2 separate regions of the Homo sapiens genome follow, and region 1 is linked to region 2. A link is an interaction called in ENCODE POLR2A ChIA-PET data of the cell type or tissue named here. Cell type or tissue: MCF 10A. All regions are shown on one strand. Links, peaks and the distances in the headings refer to the core of each region. The heading gives the core; the rest is flanking DNA.

What was found. Peaks named below come from ENCODE experiments on the same cell type or tissue, not always from the same donor. Only the 100,000 strongest peaks of a DNase experiment are listed, where the experiment ranks them.
Region 1: POLR2A ChIA-PET joins it to region 2 with 12 read pairs; 10 of 35 experiments call an interaction of 5 or more read pairs at or near these places.

What each region holds. Positions count from the first base shown.
Region 1 is chr3:37,940,826-37,950,411 of GRCh38, reverse strand. CTDSPL (CTD small phosphatase like) reads right to left here. Exons shown (of 8, transcript NM_001008392.2): 2 at 3,201-3,355. Among named protein-coding and RNA genes, the nearest start is that of MIR26A1, 24 kb to the left of the region's middle. In MCF 10A, for the core only: no CTCF peak of the experiment used is centred there; a DNase peak (open chromatin) is centred at 4,241.
Region 2 is chr3:37,862,379-37,871,964 of GRCh38, reverse strand. The region is part of intron 1 of CTDSPL (CTD small phosphatase like); the gene reads right to left. Among named protein-coding and RNA genes, the nearest start is that of CTDSPL, 5.3 kb to the right of the region's middle. RefSeq lists enhancers at 7,822-8,321, 8,322-8,823. In MCF 10A, for the core only: no CTCF peak of the experiment used is centred there; no DNase peak of the experiment used is centred there.

The DNA of each region.
Region 1 (9,586 bases), core at 1,059-9,058, 78 kb before region 2:
GTTGTCCGTTACAGTTCTCTTCCATCTCTTCCATTAGTTTTACCTCAGTGGGAGTCTCATTACAGTTTTTCCAACTTGGACTTTCTCAGTGGAGGCTGCATTTTTCTTTGCTTGCACCAGGTTGTGTGTTCCCTTAGTGTCTGTGCAGGTCAGTCTATGAGGCTCTCTGGGAAGTGGCAAATGAGGGAGTACTGCAAGGCCCAGCAAGGAGTGCTGTTTTCATGGCCCAGCAGAGCCCAAGTTAACAAACCTCAGAGACTAAGAAAGCCCCTATACTACTGGCTCCTCCAAGGCACAAGCACTGGAAGCAATCCAGCTCACCAGGGCAGCCCCTCCAAGGACCACACACATTGTGTGGGCAGTGCGAGCTCTTTCCAAGGCGATCCGCCAGCTCCTTCTGGCTAGTTGACCTCATGGGACTATACATTCGAGTGTTTGTCCAAGGACTCAGGGACACGTAAGCATTTTCCTCTGTTGGCGGTTCCCTGCTTCTTACTGAGTACCAGAGAGAATAAATCCTGTGCCTGCTCTCTACCCTGAAGGTGTCAGGAAAACTGGGGGCCTTAATGCACTTTCCAGGCTCCACCAGCAGGCCCACCTGGGTTTATCCTGGGAGGGAATTTTAATAGAGCCATCTGCTCAGGCTGTCATCTTCCCAGAATTCCCTTCTATACATCCACATGTGGTTTTAAAATAATTTTTTAAATCATAAAAGTAATTTAAGCTGATTTTATGAAAACTGAGGGAAGTACAGAGGGAAGGAGAAAATCCTAGCTATAATTCCACCAGTGTGAGCAATAGGAGATAACCTCTTCATATTTCGGCATCCATCCTTCTAGTCTTATAAATGCTTGTATGTGTATGTGTGTGAGAGAACAAGAGAGACACTCTATCCATTTCTTTATATCAGCAATATTTACGACATATCATTTTGAAGGGCTGTATGCTATTTGATTGCATATTTATTCTATAGTTTTTTTAACCAACTGCCTGTTGTTGAACATCGGGTTGCTTATAATTTTTCGGTATTATAATCTATGCTGGATGGTACCTCATGGTTAAATCTTTGCACATTCATAATTATGTCCATAAAGGGGAACTGCCTGCATCAACAAATAGGGATATTTTTAAGGCTTTAAGATGATATTGCCAAATTTTCCTCCAGAAAGGTGTCATCAATTAACATTGTTACCAGCAACTTATTTACATTCTCTATCCTCCCTCCTACCACTCCATGCTAAAACCAAATATTGTGTTTAAAAATATCTTTGATAAGTAGAAAGCTGGAAAATGGCCGGGCGCGGTGGCTCACGCCTGTAATCCCAGCACTTTGGGAGGCTGAGGCGGGTGGATCATGAGGTCAGGAGATCGAGACCATCCTGGCTAACAAGGTGAAACCCCGTCTCTACTAAAAATACAAAAAATTAGCCGGGCGCGGTGGCGGGCGCCTGTAGTCCCAGCTACTCGGGAGGCTGAGGCAGGAGAATGGCGTGAACCCGGGAAGCGGAGCTTGCAGTGAGCCGAGATTGCGCCACTGCAGTCCGCAGTCCGGCCTGGGCGACAGAGCGAGACTCCGTCTCAAAAAAAAAAAAAAAAAAAAAAAGAAAGCTGGAAAATGGTCTCTCATTATTTAGTTTGCATTTCTTCCATTATTAAACATGTTAAATATTTTTCATGTATTTATATGTGCAACATTTTTCTTATTTTTTCGTATGTTTGACCATATGAAAACCTTCAGCCTAATTCCTATGCTTCTACACTCCAAGCCTGTGAGACAAACCAGGCAACAGTAGTGTTCTCAGCCTTGCAGAAGCAATGTGGCTACTGCCACCGCCCACAGCCACTCCTGGTCTATGATATCAACAAGACTGAACCATATTTCTTATTTTGTGAATTACCTGTTTGTGTCCTTTGCTCATGTTATTTGGAACATAAAGTTTTATGACTTTTGTGTCCTCAAATGTCAACTATCTTCATAATGAATAATCTTCTTTCAGTGATTTTTCCTGAAATTCCATTTTGACTGAGATTAATATTGTAACCCTTGTTTTCTTTTAATTTATATTTGTATGAGGTCTCTTCGCTCATCCTTATTCCTTATACATATATACATATATTTTTTTTTTTGAGATGGAGTTTCAGTCTTGTCACTCAGGCTGGAGTGCAGTGGCGTGATCTTGGCTCACTGCAACCTCCGTCTCCCAGGTTCAAGCGATTCTCCAGCCTCAGCCTCCCGAGTAGCTGGGATTACAGGTGCCCACCACCATGCCTGGCTAATTTTTGTATTTTTGCTACAGAAGGGGTTTCGCCATGTTGGCCAGGCTGGTCTCTAACTCCTGACCTCAGGTGATCTGCCCGCCTTGGCCTCCCAAAGTGCTGGGATTACAGGCGTGAGCCACCATGCCTGGCCTCATCCTTATACTTCTAACTGTTCTGAGTAACTTTGTTTCAGATCTGTGTTAGCATGTGGGTAGATTTTGGTTTTTGACCTATTGTGACAATCTGACATATTTTATTTGATACATACAAAAGAATATATAACATGTTTGTTATTAAACAAGGTAGTTACACTCAATTATTTTATTGCTAGCTCTTCTCTATGTCTGTTTCTCTTTTTATCTATTTGTGAGTCTGCTACTGGTTGTTTAACTGTTTCATGCATTCAACTTCCCAAGAGAGAATGTTATAAAAATGTGAAGTGACTAATGTAACTCCCATCAAATATAATCCTTAGTTGCTAAATGAGATATCCTTTATCAAAAAAGGTTACTTTTCTTGGTAATTTCAAATCTTTAAGTAAATGGCTGTACACATACTATCACATATTCTTTTCTTTTTGTTTTTTGTTTTTGAGACATAGTTTCGCTCTTATTGCCCAGGCTAGAGTGCAATGGCGGGATCTTGGCTCACTGCAACCTCCGCCTCCCAGGTTCAAGCGATTCTCCTGCCTCAGCCTCCCTAGTAGCTGGGATTACAGGCGCCTGCCACCACGCCCAGCTAATTTTTTGTATTTTTAGTAGAGATGGGGTTTCACTATATTGGCCAGGCTGGTCTCAAACTCCTGACCTCAGTGCTGATATTACAGACGTGAGCCACCACGCCTGGCTCTGCATATTCTTCTTAAGGATATTCATCAAGGATGGGACAGAGATGCCACTGCTGCAGTTTTATGGAGGGCACAGTTCCTCACCAGTACTGACCTTCTGAAGCCCACCATTCTCCTCCACCAGTGGCGGAAGCACACTGGGGCTGCTGGGTGGAGGGGCCTCCACATTGTAATCACGGAAGCAGCAGAAGAAGGAGCTAAGGATGCTGCGGCTCCTCTGCTTCTTTAAGCTGACGTTGCACTGGGAGGCTGGAAACAGAAACAGAGCACACTATGGCCAACTGCAGCATGTACTGATAGTTGTAATATAATGCAAAAATCTGAGTGTGCAGTTGCCCCCCAGACCCCAGATTCCAGCCCTGAGGGCCTGCTCAGCAGGAGAAGATGAGGGGCTCCTGGAAGTTACTCTAAAGAACTGTGAATCAAATGTGAGAATCCCAGGAGCCAGCTAGTTGATGGAGTCCAATCCCTCTGGCTGGACAGGATCCCTTTGACCTCAGCCCAGCAGGGGCTGCCTGCTTATTAACTGACCCACCCACAGGGTCAGTCCCCATCTGCATTCCTGAACCTAGCAGATGAAGTATTCCCACCCTGCACCAAGCACTACTTCAAAACAAACATCTTCTCAGGCACAAATCGACTTGACACTCCCTGGGAAGCATCTCTCCATTATGGATACCAACAAATAATCACTTTGAATCTAGGTTCTTGGACATCCCCTGCTCACTATGGAAATGACTAACTTCGTGGGTTAAGAAATGAGATATGTAAAGGCACAAAAGAACCGCCTGCTTAAACTCGCCAAGAGTTTGTCAAGAAGTTGGTGGGGGCCTGGATCCACAGAGCTTAGGGCTGAAGGCTTCCTTTACACTTAAAAAACATAAACAGCAGGAGATGTTGGATGGAGAACACATGTTCCTGCCCAAGTAGGGCCAGCCAGGGCAAAGCCCATCTTCACGAGATCCAGGGCAATACTGTGCCCTGGCCTGCTCTGAACTAAGGCACTGGAGGGAGTGACACATCCTTTCTGTTTATCCAAGGCTCACGACAAGCTGCCACAAGTCAGGAATAAAAGGTGAAAATTAGTATAGATGAAAAACACCCCTCAGGGGAGGACTGACAACTTTGAGGGGCAGGAGTATTTGCCTGGGAATGCAGCCGGGACTGTCCCACCACATGCCATGCCTGGGCGGATCAGTGGTGCACTGAGAAGAGGCCGCAGGCAAGGGACCATGCTTAGGATTAATGGGAAAATTGCCAGAGCAGGAAATGATTTAAGTCCACATGATAACTGTTGGAGCTTATCTCTTCTCCCAAAAAGCAATTCTGGCACAATTCCTCTTTTTGTGCACTTACGAGTGATTTGTGTAACACCTAGTTCCTCCCAAGAGATCACAAAACCTTTGCTGAATGTTTTGGGGGTGCTCTTCTGCCAGCAGCAAAACTAAGTGCATTCAGATGGAAATTCTGAAAAGGGACTGAAAAGCTGTTATTCCAGCAACTCCACAGATATGAATGGTTTCTACCCTAGGTTTGGGCAAATGGCCCAGTAAGTATGAATTTAAGATCCACACTTACTAAAGATGAGCTTCAGAACCATAAATCTCTGAGAAAGCTGGCTGTTTTTATCTTCCTCAAGGATCCTTGGGTGCCTGTCATAGAGTACCAGCCATCTCATTTCAGGCGTCTCATTTCAAAGGCAGGTCAGGCCAGACCAGGCCATTGGGACCGCCAGGCATGCGGGCCACCTAAGTGGCAGTGTGGGAAGAGATAATAATCACTGTTTACCAAGGGCCAACCCTGTAGGTCCCGATAGTTCACAAACCTCATCTCACATACTCCTAAGGAGATAGGTTTACTGCTTCCACCTTACTGCTGAGAAAATACAACTATTGAGAAAATACAGCAGGATTGTGTCGGTTCCTTTGCCAGATTCAAACCCAAGTGGGCCTGTTTCCAAAGTGTGTGATTTCCCCATGTGCCATGCTGAATACAATCTTGAAACAACTTAGGTTAGATTAAGAAGGTGGAACATGCCAAATAGGGAGAGAAAAGCATTGCAATAAACTTGTATTTAATATAAATGATTCGTTAAACCATTTCATTGTTACTCTGGGTGTTTTAATTTTTATGCCACACCCAGATAATTTAGTCAGGGGGAAAAAAAAATCTTTTCCCTGGCTGATAGCACATTCCTCTGCAAGTAAACAAGCTATTTGTTCATGTCTCAGAGACACTGAGCAGTCTGCAGAAAGCACCTTCCCAGGTCCTATTTTCATCCTTGGATCACACGAACTTTCCCCATAACTAACTAACTAACTAATTAACAAATGAACTTACATACTAAAAAATTCATAAACTTGGAACCAGTACACTATTCATAATTTCTACCACATGATTACTTACTGTACAGAAGCTACACACTGCTAACGGAGTCAGTAAATTAGTTATCTGAACACCTGGGAGGCCATCGTGCCTCCAGACAGGGAAAGGGAGCTTACCCAGGTCTTTCCTTCTCTGTATAAAGAGTGAAGCAGCCAAAGTGGTTTCATTTTCACAGCTGTGGGAGGTTCCAGGATTCTTCCTTTCAAATAAGGTTAGTTCTAGGGCCTGCAGGAACCTCTTGGAGGCTCAGTGGCTAATTTTCTAATCACTCTTGGATTGGTCTAGAACTCTCAGAATAGGAGAAGTGGGAAGGGTAAATGGAAGGATTTCCTCAGTATCAGCACTGGCCTCACCCACCCTCAGCATTCACTTGTTCCTGAATAGGGCTCCAGACGTGGGTGCTCTGGACTAATGACCCTACTGCCTTCCAGCCCCAGCTGCTACTTCTCTCCCCCAGCTATCATCCAGAAGGTCCTTGATTTGCTCATAAACTGGTAAGAGAGTTTTGGTTGACACATGAAATAAAAATTCAGTTTAATGGACAAATGTTGACGTCATAACATTAGGTGAAAAAGTTAATATATATTATTGTATATCTGACTTGATCATAACTAAGCAAAGCAAACTAAAAAAGATTATAATTGAGAAAAGATTTGCAAGAAATATGTCAAAAGGTTAACAGTAATTAATTGTCAGACCATAAGTGTTTACATTTCTTCCACATTTTCCAAATGTTTTCTGGTAATTATGTATTGCTCTAATAATGGGGGGGGAGTAAACAGTCTTGTTAAACTGTCTTTTGGCAACTTTGTGCTATTTCTAAACCATATCCTCCTTCTAATTCTCAACCTTCAGCCTAATTCGTACGCTTCTACACTCCAAGCCTATGACACAAACCAGGCAACAGCAGTGTTCTCAGCCTTGCAGAAGCAATGTGGCTACTGTCACGGCCCACAGCCACTCCTGGTCTATGATATCAACAAGAATGAACATACCCACCAAACTCAAAACCGGAGGAGGCCCATGTGAAAAGAAGGTACCAAAGAAGTGTCCTTTTCCCAGTAGAACGCTCCTGCTGGCTTTCTCATCTGGCATCCAGCTCCACCGCTCATCCTCCTTGTACACACAAAAGGGGTCTTGTTGCTTCTCTGCTTTGACCAAGACTTTACCTCTCACCACCTTTCCTCGCTTGCCCCCTTTACGTTTCCACTGATAAGACACATGAGAGGTCTCCTGGTGGCCCAGGTATCCAAGAACAAGGTCTTTTAGGATATTAAAGATAGTTGAATGCATACATCTCCCCATAACATTGGTTTTAAGAAATTACTTTGGAAGAGCAAAGGAGGGAGTAGCAACTATGAACGTCAGTCTAAAATATTCCGTAACGATTTTCATTTTTAAAAATCAGACTTAGGAGGAAGGAGTCATCAAAAGTCATTCCAAAGTTTTCTGTCACTTTTCCCTGATAACCTCCCTTATCCAAACCCAGCACCTGCCCACCTTACTCCCTAGCTTCCTCCATGGTAGACTCCTCATCACACTGACATCCCTTCTCCCACTCCTCCTCCCCCCATTTCCCCACTTCTCAGAGCATCCTGCTCTTCAGAGCCTGGCTCAAAGCCAACCTCACCCAGGAAGCCTTCGCCAACCGCCCCATGGAGATCATTTGTTCTTTGGCCACTAAACTCCCAAATGAACGTGTGTCTGACTGAGCTGTGTCTTTGGGCCAGGCCAGTTCATCCACCTGTCTGCTGGACATCTCCTCTGGATGCCTCGACTCAGCATATCTAAATGGGGCTCACCACTCCCCTCTTCACTCAGGGTACCAATATCCTAAGCTAGACATCTGTCCTTTTCCCTCATTAAGTTGTTGGTTCTGACATCCTAATCGATTCTTAAATATATCCTTAGCAACTCCTTGTCCCTGCCCTATCCTGGCTCAGGTCCACTACAGTTGCTTTTTGACTTGTCTCTCTGCTGTTGATTTTGCATCCCACAATTAATTCTTGACATGACAGGTAAAGCCCATCAAGTTAGAAAAATGTGTGGTGGTTAGGAATGTGGGCTCCAATGCCAACTTGCCTAGGTGCGAAATCTGGCTCAACCAGCAACAGTACAGGACCTGGGCAAGTTGTGTGACTTCTTTGTGCCTCAGTTTCTTTATCTGTAAAATGGGGATAATAAATACCCATCTTAGGGTTTGTTGTGAGAATTAAATGAGTTCTTATAACAGTGCCTAGCATAGAGCAAGCACTCCATAATTTTTGTTTGTTTTTTAAAGACAGGGTCTCACTCTGTCACCCAGGCTGGAGTACAGTGGTACAGTCTTGGCTCACTGCAACCTCTACCCCCGGGGCTCAAGACATCCTCCCACCTCAGTCTCCCAAGTAGCTGGGACTATAGGCATGTGCCACCACGCCCAGCCAATTTTTCTATTTTTAGTAGAGACAGGGTCTTGTCATGCTACTCAGGCAGGTCTCAAACTCCTGAGCTCAAGTGATCTGCTTGCCTCGGCCTCCCGAAGTGCTGGGCTTACAGTTGTGAGGCACCACACCCAGGCTATATACATTTTAGCTTTTATTATTATAGTCTCATAAAAGCTTTCGCTTCATAAATGAGTGAGGGTTCTCCAGGAACGCTGGATCAAAGGCTGGATTCTGCGGGCGTACATTTTTTTCTCTGCTATCTGACAACTAGGAGAAACAACTCACTATAACAGATCTTGGTTACATAAACTGTAATTCAGAAAGCAAAACTAGAAAAATCTCAGGAAGTGATTTTAATCAATTGCTCTAAAAATTAGATATAGACATGGGGAAGGAAAAGGGAGGGGTTGCATGTCCCAGTGAGCTCTGCTGGGGGCTGTTTTCCCTTAGGAAAAGAACAATGCTTTCAAGTGGAGGTCAGGAAGCATACACTCTCCCTCCCCAATCCCCTTACTTAATTCCCTCTGGGGCTGAAGCTTAGCTCTCTTCTGCAGAGCATTCTGCCTGCTGGGTCTGCATCTGGTTCCAGGGACTTCTTATCTCAAGCTGTACATCAGAAAGGAGCATTGAGGAGGACCATGCAAGGAGGACCACAGAGGTGGCTAGCTGACCCAGCAGTCTCCCCTGCCGGGTCCCCCAATAGGCTACAACATGCTGCCATTTTCCCAAGGCTCAGCCCGGGGCAGGCCTGCTTTGAAGGACCACCCTCTTTCTCCTCCTTATCCCTGTCAATGAAAACATGCCCGGCCCAAATGCGGTGGCTCATTCCTGTATCCCAGCACTTGGGGAGGCCAAGGCGGGCAGATCACCTGAGGCCAGAAGTTTGAGACCAGCCTGGACAACATGGCGAAACCCTGTTTCTACTAAGAATACAAAAATTAGCGGAGTGTGGTGGCGGGCCCCTGTAATCCCAGCTACTCAGGAGGCCGAGGCACAAGTTGCAGTGAGCTGACATAACGCCACCACACTCCAGCCTGGGTGACAGGGTGAGACTCTGTCTCAAAAAAAAAAAAAAGAAAAAAAGATAGAAAGAAAGCATGCCCATAGCCGGTCCCAGCACACAAAGATGCCATGGGCACAGATACCCCACAGGGAGAGTAAAGGGAAATCCTTGATAGAGGTAGATGAGGTAGAGAAGTTAAAGACTTAACTTTCTCCATTTCTGTGCACAAACTCGGGTGGAGTAGAAACCCTGGAGAGGGTTGTGAAGAGCTGGAGATGTGGGGCATGGTCCCTGTGTATCCACTGGAGGAACAGGGTAGCATGTGGCTCTGTTTTCCTGGATATGCCCTTAGAGCTAATGCTTCTGCCTAGGCCCCTGGCCCTGGTGTCACTGCAGCCCAGCAAATTAAGACCCTGTTTCCCACTCATACACATTTCTCCCTTGCCCCTCCCATGGGCTGGGGACCTCCTATCTGCCAGCAATAGGCTTACAGAGGGTCTATGAATGGGGCAGCTTAAAGTACACATATAGACAACTGCCTTCCTCTCTAAAGACAAGACAGGAAGCCTTCCAAATGCTTCCCTGGTCTTCTAGGCAGAGTGCTGGCCCAGCAGCAAGAACCCGTATCTTCAAAGCACCAGTTACAGATGGGGAGTGTAGTGGACA
Region 2 (9,586 bases), core at 900-8,899:
AAATGGAAAATTTAGAACTAAAAAATATAATAATTGAGATAAAAATCTCAGTGGATGTGCTCAATAACAGACTAGAAGAAATAAGGAAAAAAACCCAACAAATTTGAAGACAGAACAACAGAAATTACCCAACTGAACAACATAGGGGAGAAAAGACTGAAAACCAAAAAAGCTCAGTATGGATAAATCTGTGGGACTATAACAAAAGATCTAACATTTATGTCATCATAGTCTCAGAAGGAGAAGAGAAAGAGCAGAGCTGAAAAAGTACTCAAGAAAATAATGCCTGAAAACTCCCCCAGTTTAGCAAAGACATAAACCAAGAAGCAGAATGAACTGCAAACAGAATAAGCTAAAAGAAATCCATGCCAAGACATATCATAACTAAACTTCTGAAAGCTAAAGATGGTAGGGCCACTTTGGAACACAGTTTGGCAGTTTCTTACAAAACAACAAAATACTCTTACCATACAAACCAGCAATCATGTTCCTTGGTATTTACCCTAAAGAGCTGAAAACTTAAATCTACACAAAGACCTGCACACATATGTTTATAGTAGCTTTATTCATAAGGGCTAAAACTTGGAAGCAACCAACATGCCCTTCAGTAGGTGAATGGATAAACTGTGGTACATACAGACTATGAAATATTAATCAGTATTAAAAAGAAATAAGTTAACAAGCCATGAAAAGACATGGAGGAAATGAAAATGCATATTACTAAGTGAAGGAAGCAAATCTGAAATGGCTACATACTATATGATTCCAAGTATATGACGTTCTAGAAAAGGCAAATCTATGGTGACAGTAAAAAGATCAGTGGTTGCCAGGGATTGGGCAGGGGAGAGAGAGATGAATAAGTGGAGCACAGAGGATGTTTAGGGCAATGAAATTATTCTGTATAATACTATAATGGTAGGTATATGTAATTATACATTTGTACAAACTCATAGAATATAAAACCCCAGGAGTGAACCCTTATGTTCTTGGACCTTGGGTGATAATGACATGTCAACACAGGTTTATCAATTGTAATAAATGGGCCACTCTGGTGTGGGATGTTGATAGTATGGGGAGCTATGCATCTGTGCAGTCAGGGAATATATGGAAATTCTCTGTGCTTTCTGCTCAATATGGCTGAGAACCTAAAACTGCTTTTAAAAATAAAGTATATTTTTAAAAAGTATTGAACTGAATGAAAACCAAAATTGCAAAATATCAAAATTCGTGGGACACAGCTAAGGTAGTGTTGAGAGAGAAACTTGTAGCACTAAATGCATAAATTAGGAAAGGGAGAAAGCCTCAAATCATTCATCTAAGTGCCCCTTCAAGAACCTAGAAAAAGAAGAGCAAAATAAACCCAAATAAAGCGGAAGTAAGGAAATAAAGATAAGAACAGAAATCAACAAAGTTGAAAACAGAAGCAATTTTAAAAATCAATGCAACAAAGAACTGGTTATTTGTAAAGAATAAGAAAATTGAGAAACCTCAAGCAAGATTGACACACAAAAAATAAGATGGAGGACACACATTGTCAACATCAGGAATGAAACAGGGCATAACACTACAGATTCTGCAGGCATCAAAAAGGTAATAAGGGAAAAATGCTATGAATAGCTCTATACACACAAATTTGACAACTTAGATGAAATGACTCAAATCTCAGAAAAACAAAAAACTACCCAAGTTGCCCAATCTGAAAGAGATAATTTAAATAGCTCTATAACTATTAAGAAAATTCAATCTGTAGTTTAAAAATTCCCCCCAACCCCCATCCCTCCGAAAAAACGTCCAGGCCCAGATGATTTCACTGGAAAATTCACACCAATTCTACACAATCTCTTCCAGAATACAAAAGAGAGGTAACACTGATACCAAACCAGATAAAGACAACACAAAAAAAGAAAACTGCAGACCAACATCACTTACAGACAAAAAAATCCTTAACAAAATATTAGCAAATAGAATTCATCAATATATAGAAAGAATTATACACCACAACCAAGTAAGGTTCATTCCATGGACGCAAGTCTGGTTCAATATTCAAAAATCAGTTTAATCTATCGCATTAACAGACTAAAGGAGAAAAATCACATGATTAGACTAATTGTTGCAGAAAAAGCATAAGACAAAAGTTAACATTCATTCTTGATTAAAAACTCTCAGAAAAATTGAATTAGAAGGTTACTTCCTCAACCTGTTAAAGACTTCTATTAAAAAACCTACAGCTGACATTATACTAATGATAAAATACTGAATGGTTTCCCCCTAAGACTGGGACCAAGACAAGGATGTCCATTCTCACTACTCTTGTTCGACATACTGCTAAAGTTCTAGTCAGTGCAATAAAGCAAGAAAAAGAAATAAAAGGCATACAAGTCAGAAATGAAGACATGTAAGTGTTCTTATTTGATGACACGTTTGTCTATGTGAAGGACTTCAGGGAATCTATAAAAAGCCTCTTACAACTAATAAGTGAGCTCAGCAAGGTCATAGGATACAAGATAAGTATTCAAAAATCTTTTGTATGTCTGCATGTTAGCACTGAACACGTGGGCACCAAAATAAAAAATAAATACAATTGATAGTCGCTTAAAAAATAAACACTCTACAGCATTGTAGGATAACTATGGGCAACAATACTATATAGTTTTAAATAACTAAAAGGAGGATAATAAATGCGCCCAACACAAAGAAATGATAAATGTTTGAGATGATGGATATGCTAATTACCTTGATCTGATCACTACGCAATGTGTTTATATGATTATATACCCTATAAATATGTAAAACTATGATGTATCAATTAAAATATGTATAGTTTAAAAAGAACACTCAGATGTAAATCTAATAAAATATTAATAGGACTTGTATGCTGAAAGCCTAATGGCAGAATCAAAGATCTAAATAAATAGAGAGACGTACTGTGTTCATGGATTGGAAGACTTAATCTAGAAAAGATGTCAGTTCTCCTCAAATTGATACACAGGTTTAATTAAATTCCTATCAAAATCTCAGGAAGATATTTGTAGATATAGACAAGAGTATTGTAAAATTTACATAATGTGGCAACAAAACTAGAACAGCTAAAACAATTTTGAAAAAGAACAAAAGTTGGAAGCATCAGTCTACTCTATATCATGACTTATTATTTAGCTACAGAAATCAAGATTATATAGTATAGGCAGGGGGATGGACATATAGATCAGTGGGACAAAATAAATAAACCCAGAAACAGACCCACATAAATATGCCCAACTAATTTTTGACAAAGATGCAAAAGAAATTCAAAGGAGGAAGGACAGATAACTTTTTCAACAAATGTAGCTGAAGCAACCAGACACTCAGAGACAAAAAACCAAACCAAAGTTTCACGCCTTATTAAAAAATGGACTCAGAATGGATCATGAACTTAAATTTAATGTAAAATTATAAAACTTGGAAAAAGCGTAGGAGAAAACCTTCGGGATCTAGTGCTAGGCAGAGAGTTCTTAGATTTGACACCAAAAGCACAATCAATAAAAGGAAATATTTATATATTGCACCTTATCAAAATTTAAAACTTTTGCTCTGAAAAAGGCTCTTTAGAGGATGAAAAGCCAAGCTATAGGCTAGAAGAAATACTTGCAAACCACATATCTGAAAAAGGACTAATATCTATAATATATAAAAATTCTCAAAACTTGACGGTTTAAAAAAATCCAATTAGAACATGGGCAAAAGACATGAAGGGACAGCTCATCAAAGAAGATATATAGAAGAAAAATAAGCACATGAAAAGATGTTCAACATCATTAGCCATCAGGGAAATGCAAATTAAAACCGTAATAAGCTACCACCACATATCAGAATGGCTAATATGAAAAATAGTGAAGTGATAATTACTCAAGGTGATGGATACCCTAAATACCCTGACTTGATCATTACACTATTCTATGCATATAAAATATCATATGTACCTCAGAAAAATGTACAAATATTATATATCAGTTTTTAAAAAAGAAATGAAAAAGGTAACTCAAAGGAGTTCCTTTGTGGTGACAAACGAGTTCTGTAGCTTGTGATGGTGGCTATACAAACATAAATGTGTTAAAGATGCATAAAGCTACAAAAAATGAATTCATGCAAAAACTGGTGAAATGTGAGTAAGGTCTGTAGTCTAAACAACTGTATTTGCCAATGTCAATTTCCTGGTTTTGATAATGAAATATACAATTATATAAGACGTTAGCGTTAGGGGACACTAGGTGATGGGTACATGGGACCTCTCTGTATTATTTTTGCAACTTCTTTCGAGTCTATAATTATTTCAAAATAAAAATTTTTAAAAACAGTGACAACACCAAATGCTGGTGAGGATGCAGAGAAACTGGATCACTTATACATTGCTGGTGGGTATGTAAAATGCTACATTTACTCAAGAAAACAGTTTGGCAGTTTCTTTAAAAAGTAAACATGCAACTACCATATGATCCAGCAATTGCACACTGGGCATTTATCCCAGAGATATGAAGACTTAGGTTCAAACAAAAACATGTATACCAATGTTTATTGCAGCTTTATTCATAATACTCAACATCTAGAAACAATGTACAGATCATTCAAAGCGTGAATGGTTAAACAAACTGTGGTATATCCATGTCATGGAATACAATTGAGCAATTTAAAAAAAAAGATTAATACAAGGAACAACCTGGATGAATCTCCAGATAATTATGTTGAGTGAAAAAAAGCAATTCCAAAAGATCACATACTGTTTGATTCCATTTAGATAATGTTCCTAAAAAGATAAAATTTTAGAAATGTAGAGTGGATTAGTGGTCACCAGTGGGATATGGAGCAGGGTGGGCATGGGAGGGAAGCAGTGTGACTCTGAAGGGCAACAGGAGGGATCCTCCTGATGATGAAATTTTTCTATACCTTGACTATATCAATGTCAACATCCTGATGTGATACTATACAGTTTTACAAGATGTCAGTAATAAGAGAAACCGGGTAGAGGGCATAGAAAGTCTCTGTGACTTCTTAAAACTGCATGTAAATTTACAGTTATCTCCAAATAAAAAGTTTAATATAAAAAAGTTAGTCTGAATCTACTATAAATCTGCTTCTGTCATCTGAAATAATTATTGCTTCCAAAAGTCTTCTCTTTGCTATAATTTTGTTAGCAGCCCAAAGCTTAAAGTTTCTGAATTAACACTGAGTATTACAAACATTTAAAGGAAACACACCTAGCACCTTAGGCAAAAATATCTGCCCAAACAAATTTTCCTGCAGAAATCTCATCAAGGACACATATTAGCTTACAAAATAATTAACTGTTTAGATGTCATTGATATGTTCTTGCTAATACTGCATACTAATTGAGATTTTTTTGGTTTTATTATTGTTCAATTCCCTCAAATTATTTCTTTCCCTTCAAAGAGCTATGGGAAATTTCTTTTTTTAGTTAAAAAATTTCATCTGTAAAATGAGTATATTTCATTAATATTTAAACAAAAGGCAAAGTTTCCTCTCCCTAGAGGAATCTTTGTTGTCCAGTCTTCTCCCAGAGGAATATTTGTTGTCAGCTTATTTCCTTCCATATTACTTTTTCTGTATTTCTAAACAAATATACAGTTGTGTGTATGTGTGATTTTTTTTTTACAAAGGTAGGAACCATACTGTTTATACTGTTCTTCAAAATTTTTCCTGCTTTAAAATGTCTTGAAAATTCACCTATCTGTATGTTTAGATTTAATTTAGCTCATTCTTTTCAACTGCCTCACAGTATTCTGCTAATGATGTATCATAGCCTAACCATTCACCTACTGACACTTAGGATGGTTCTAATACTTGCTATTGCAAGCAATGTAGCCATTAAGTGAAAATCCTTGTACATGTTTCTTTGAGCACAAATGAGGTTATTTCTCTAGAACAGAAACTCAGAAGTAGAACAGGAGCTTTCAATGTGTGGTCAATACTGCTGTTTGGCTGAACCAATACCTGTTCCCACCTATTTTCAATCTTCTCCCCTCCTGCCTCCCACAGCAAAGGCTGGTTTAAAAGCTGGAAACTCACTTTCCTCACTCTGTTTGCAGCAAGGGGTAGCCATGTGGCCTGGTTCTGGCCAATTAAACATCAGCAAAGTTTTCTGGGTGGTCCCTAGGAATGTTTTTGCGTTTCTGCTTTCCAGGTAAAAGGAATACACAAGACTGGCACTCTTTTTCCAGCCCTAAAGGTGGCTGTGGTGTTTGGAAGGGTGGCAGCCATGCTATAACATGAGGGAAAACCAGGAGAATCACTATGATGTTGGCCCTGGTATCAATGAGTTGCTGAAAAAGCTATCAGCAGCCTACCTCAGACAGCTTATTATGTGGGAAGAATAAACTCCTATTGGTTTAAGCTGCAGTAAATCTGGTTTTCTGTTACTTGCAGCCAAATGTGTTCCTAATTGATTCAGTATTAAATTACTCTCTAAAAACTCTGTACTCACTTTATTCTCTCACAAAAGTCTATTAAGTCATTTTCCAAACCTTTGTCTACTTTGAACATTGGCAGTCATTTAAATGTTTAACCAAGCTGATGCATGAAAAGGTTTCACATGAAGTAGAGCACAATTTCATATATTTATTGGCCATTCAGATTTCTTCCTCTACGACTTTCTTGTTCCTAACTCTTGTCCACTTTTCTACTGTACTGTTGGACATTTTCCTATTAATGTGTAAGAGGAAATTTCCAGATTGCAAAGTAGGCTGAGTTAAACTTACAGGGAAATTTGTCTCTTTATCTTGACATTATCAACCAAATCAAACACAACTGTAAGATATGAGCATTCTGTGACAGGCCAGGCTGACAGTGACAGTCATCTCTGAGTTGTGCACCACCACGTGGCAATGTGTCAAGAAGTAATTCAACTTGGTGCAAAACACCACAGCCCATGCTTAGTACTTCCTTTGTAAATCTGTATCTAAAGAAAGATTTATGGAATCATGACACAGTGGTGAACCAGGCAGAGTCTTTAATGTACATCATCTCTTTGAACCCTCAGGTCACACCCCAGAGGTAGTCATTACTATTCCTATTTTACAGAATAAATGATGAAAGTAAACATGTAAAAGCAATAGTTTCTTCCCTATTATAAAACTTAAATATTTAAAATATTCCAGGCCCAATATTTTTAAAACAAAATAATTATCTCAAAATAAAATTATGTAAAATACATTTTTACATAATGTAAAATTATGTAAAAATGTATTTTACATAATTTTATGTGCCCATCTGAAGATATCAACATGCTTAAGCTAGAAACATTGCTGAACCGGTTTACTGGTTTATAAATCTGAAGAAATTATTCCAACATTTGACTCTAGAGTTTATTGCGACATTATAGGTAACCAAAATTATTTCCATTTTTTAAAGTGAAGAACTAAATTGAGTAGGATTTCAATGCTTCAGCAAGAAGGACCTACTAGCCAACCACCCCACCCCAGGGCTGCAGGTAAAGAATTCCTCTAATCGGTTAACAAACAACCAATCTGACACTGGCAAACAAAATAGGCTGCTAAAGATAATAAAAGATTGTCATGAAAAGTAATGTAAACAAGTTGAATAGAACAAGCACTATCCTGGAGTATTTGTACATGGTTTGGATTTTGGATAGATTGATTCTTTGTTTTAAAAATCCTAGCACCTAGAGGAAAAGGGAAAGTTGGCAGAGCTCCTGCTCCTGCTCCTGGAGTCAGGTGGGGGGCAGCAGGAGGTCTGAGGCTCTGACAAATATTTCCCTGCTTTGTGCCACACCTCTCCTCAAAGAGCTGTGGATTCTCTCTGGCAAAGCATCACACAAAGCACTCAATCCACAGCTGGTAAGGAGCACAGGAAGCAAACCTCCTTGATGCCTCCAACCAAACGCTCCCTGAGGGCACACACCCAGCCAGGGCTCCAAGAACTAACAGCCCCTATGGCAGGAAGTCCAGATCACCAAGCAGCTGCCCACTTGGGTCCCAGAGAAATACGGGGATTTACCTGGAGCACTCTCTTGCAGAATTTTTTAGACCATCTGAAAGGCACAGAAAAATGCCTGAGAGAGTTTGAATTCTTTATTTTACATAAAAGAAATCCAGTCTGCAGACACATACAATGTTTGTGGTCTACGAAACTGCAAACAGGTTGACAAATGCCCAACCTGAGGGTACCTGCTGGTTCCTTCCGTTTTTCTGACGGGCTTGCCCAGTGGCCTCTGCCTGAGGAGAGGCAGAATATTCCCCTCACTCCCACGCAGATTTCTAGCAGGGGCTGCACACCTCACCCACTGGCACAGCAAAGGTGGGAGCCCCTAGAAAGAAATCTGACTCATCCCCAAAGCCGGCTGTGGCCAGCTCCGGCCTGGAGAGGGGTCAGGGGTCCTGGTGGGCTGCACCTGACCTCAGTCCAGGTGTTCACGAGGCGCAGGACAGGAAGAGAATGAGGCAAGCTTTAGTCACCAGAACAAAAGAAGCCAGATTCCTTGACCCTTCAAAACAGTCTGTCCAAGTCCCAACACACTAGAGGCACAGAAAGTTCCAGGCATGCAAGAGAGGGGGACACGCCAAGTCTCTAAGTGGGAACACAGACACCAAGAGAAAGGACAAAAAGGAAACAGAATGGGGGGCTGGGGTCAAAATGTGCCAAAATCAAATCAGGCACAGAAGCACAGTGCTGGCTGAGCCCTTGGCCAGCTCTCTGGGAGGGGACACTCCTGGCACTATAAGGGATCCACAAGTGCCCTTTAAAGCTGGGTCCTAAAAGGGCCCTGGAAGGGCCAGGCCTTGTAAGTCCTCCCAACATGCTGGTGGCCCGGAGACAGCAAAGAGTGGAGAAGGGAGAAAGCGGGGATGGCTCCGAACTGCCTCTTCTCCCCCCCAGACTCCAGCACTTGCACAACCAACTAAACACACCCAGACACATGGCCTCATTGTCTGATACACAGGAAGGCACACACATCTGTACACACAGGTTCGTGGTTAGGTGCACTGATGCACACAGCCTCATTGTATACAATTTACACACACACACGCCCTCCCAGTAGATGTATACAACACATTCAATCCGCCAGTTGGGTGGTGTAGTCACACAATCATACACACTCACAAACTCTGTCAGGAGTGAACAGGCATAGAACCTCTCCAGGCTCATGCTCACGCACACACATTCCACAACCCCTCAGTCAGGCCCATACAAACCTCTAATACACACAACACAAACTCACAGCCTGTCAGGAAAAAAAGCACTCACAACATCTCCGTTAGGTGCGCAAACCCTTACAATCTCACAACCTCTCTGTGAGGTGCACACATATCCTTACAATCACTCTGTCCGCGTGTGCACACACACATACAAGTGCACACACTTAGAACCTCTGTGTTAGGTGCACACACAGGCTCACAACTTCTCTGCGGGCGTGCGCGCACACAAACTCACAACCTCCCGGTTAGATGCACACACACTCGCTCCCAGTCTCTCCGCCAGCCCCTGCACACTCACACTGGCTCAGTCGGCACACGCACTCTGGCAGCCTCGCTCTCCTCCGGGCGCACCCCACACCCACGCACCCTCCGGGCCCTGT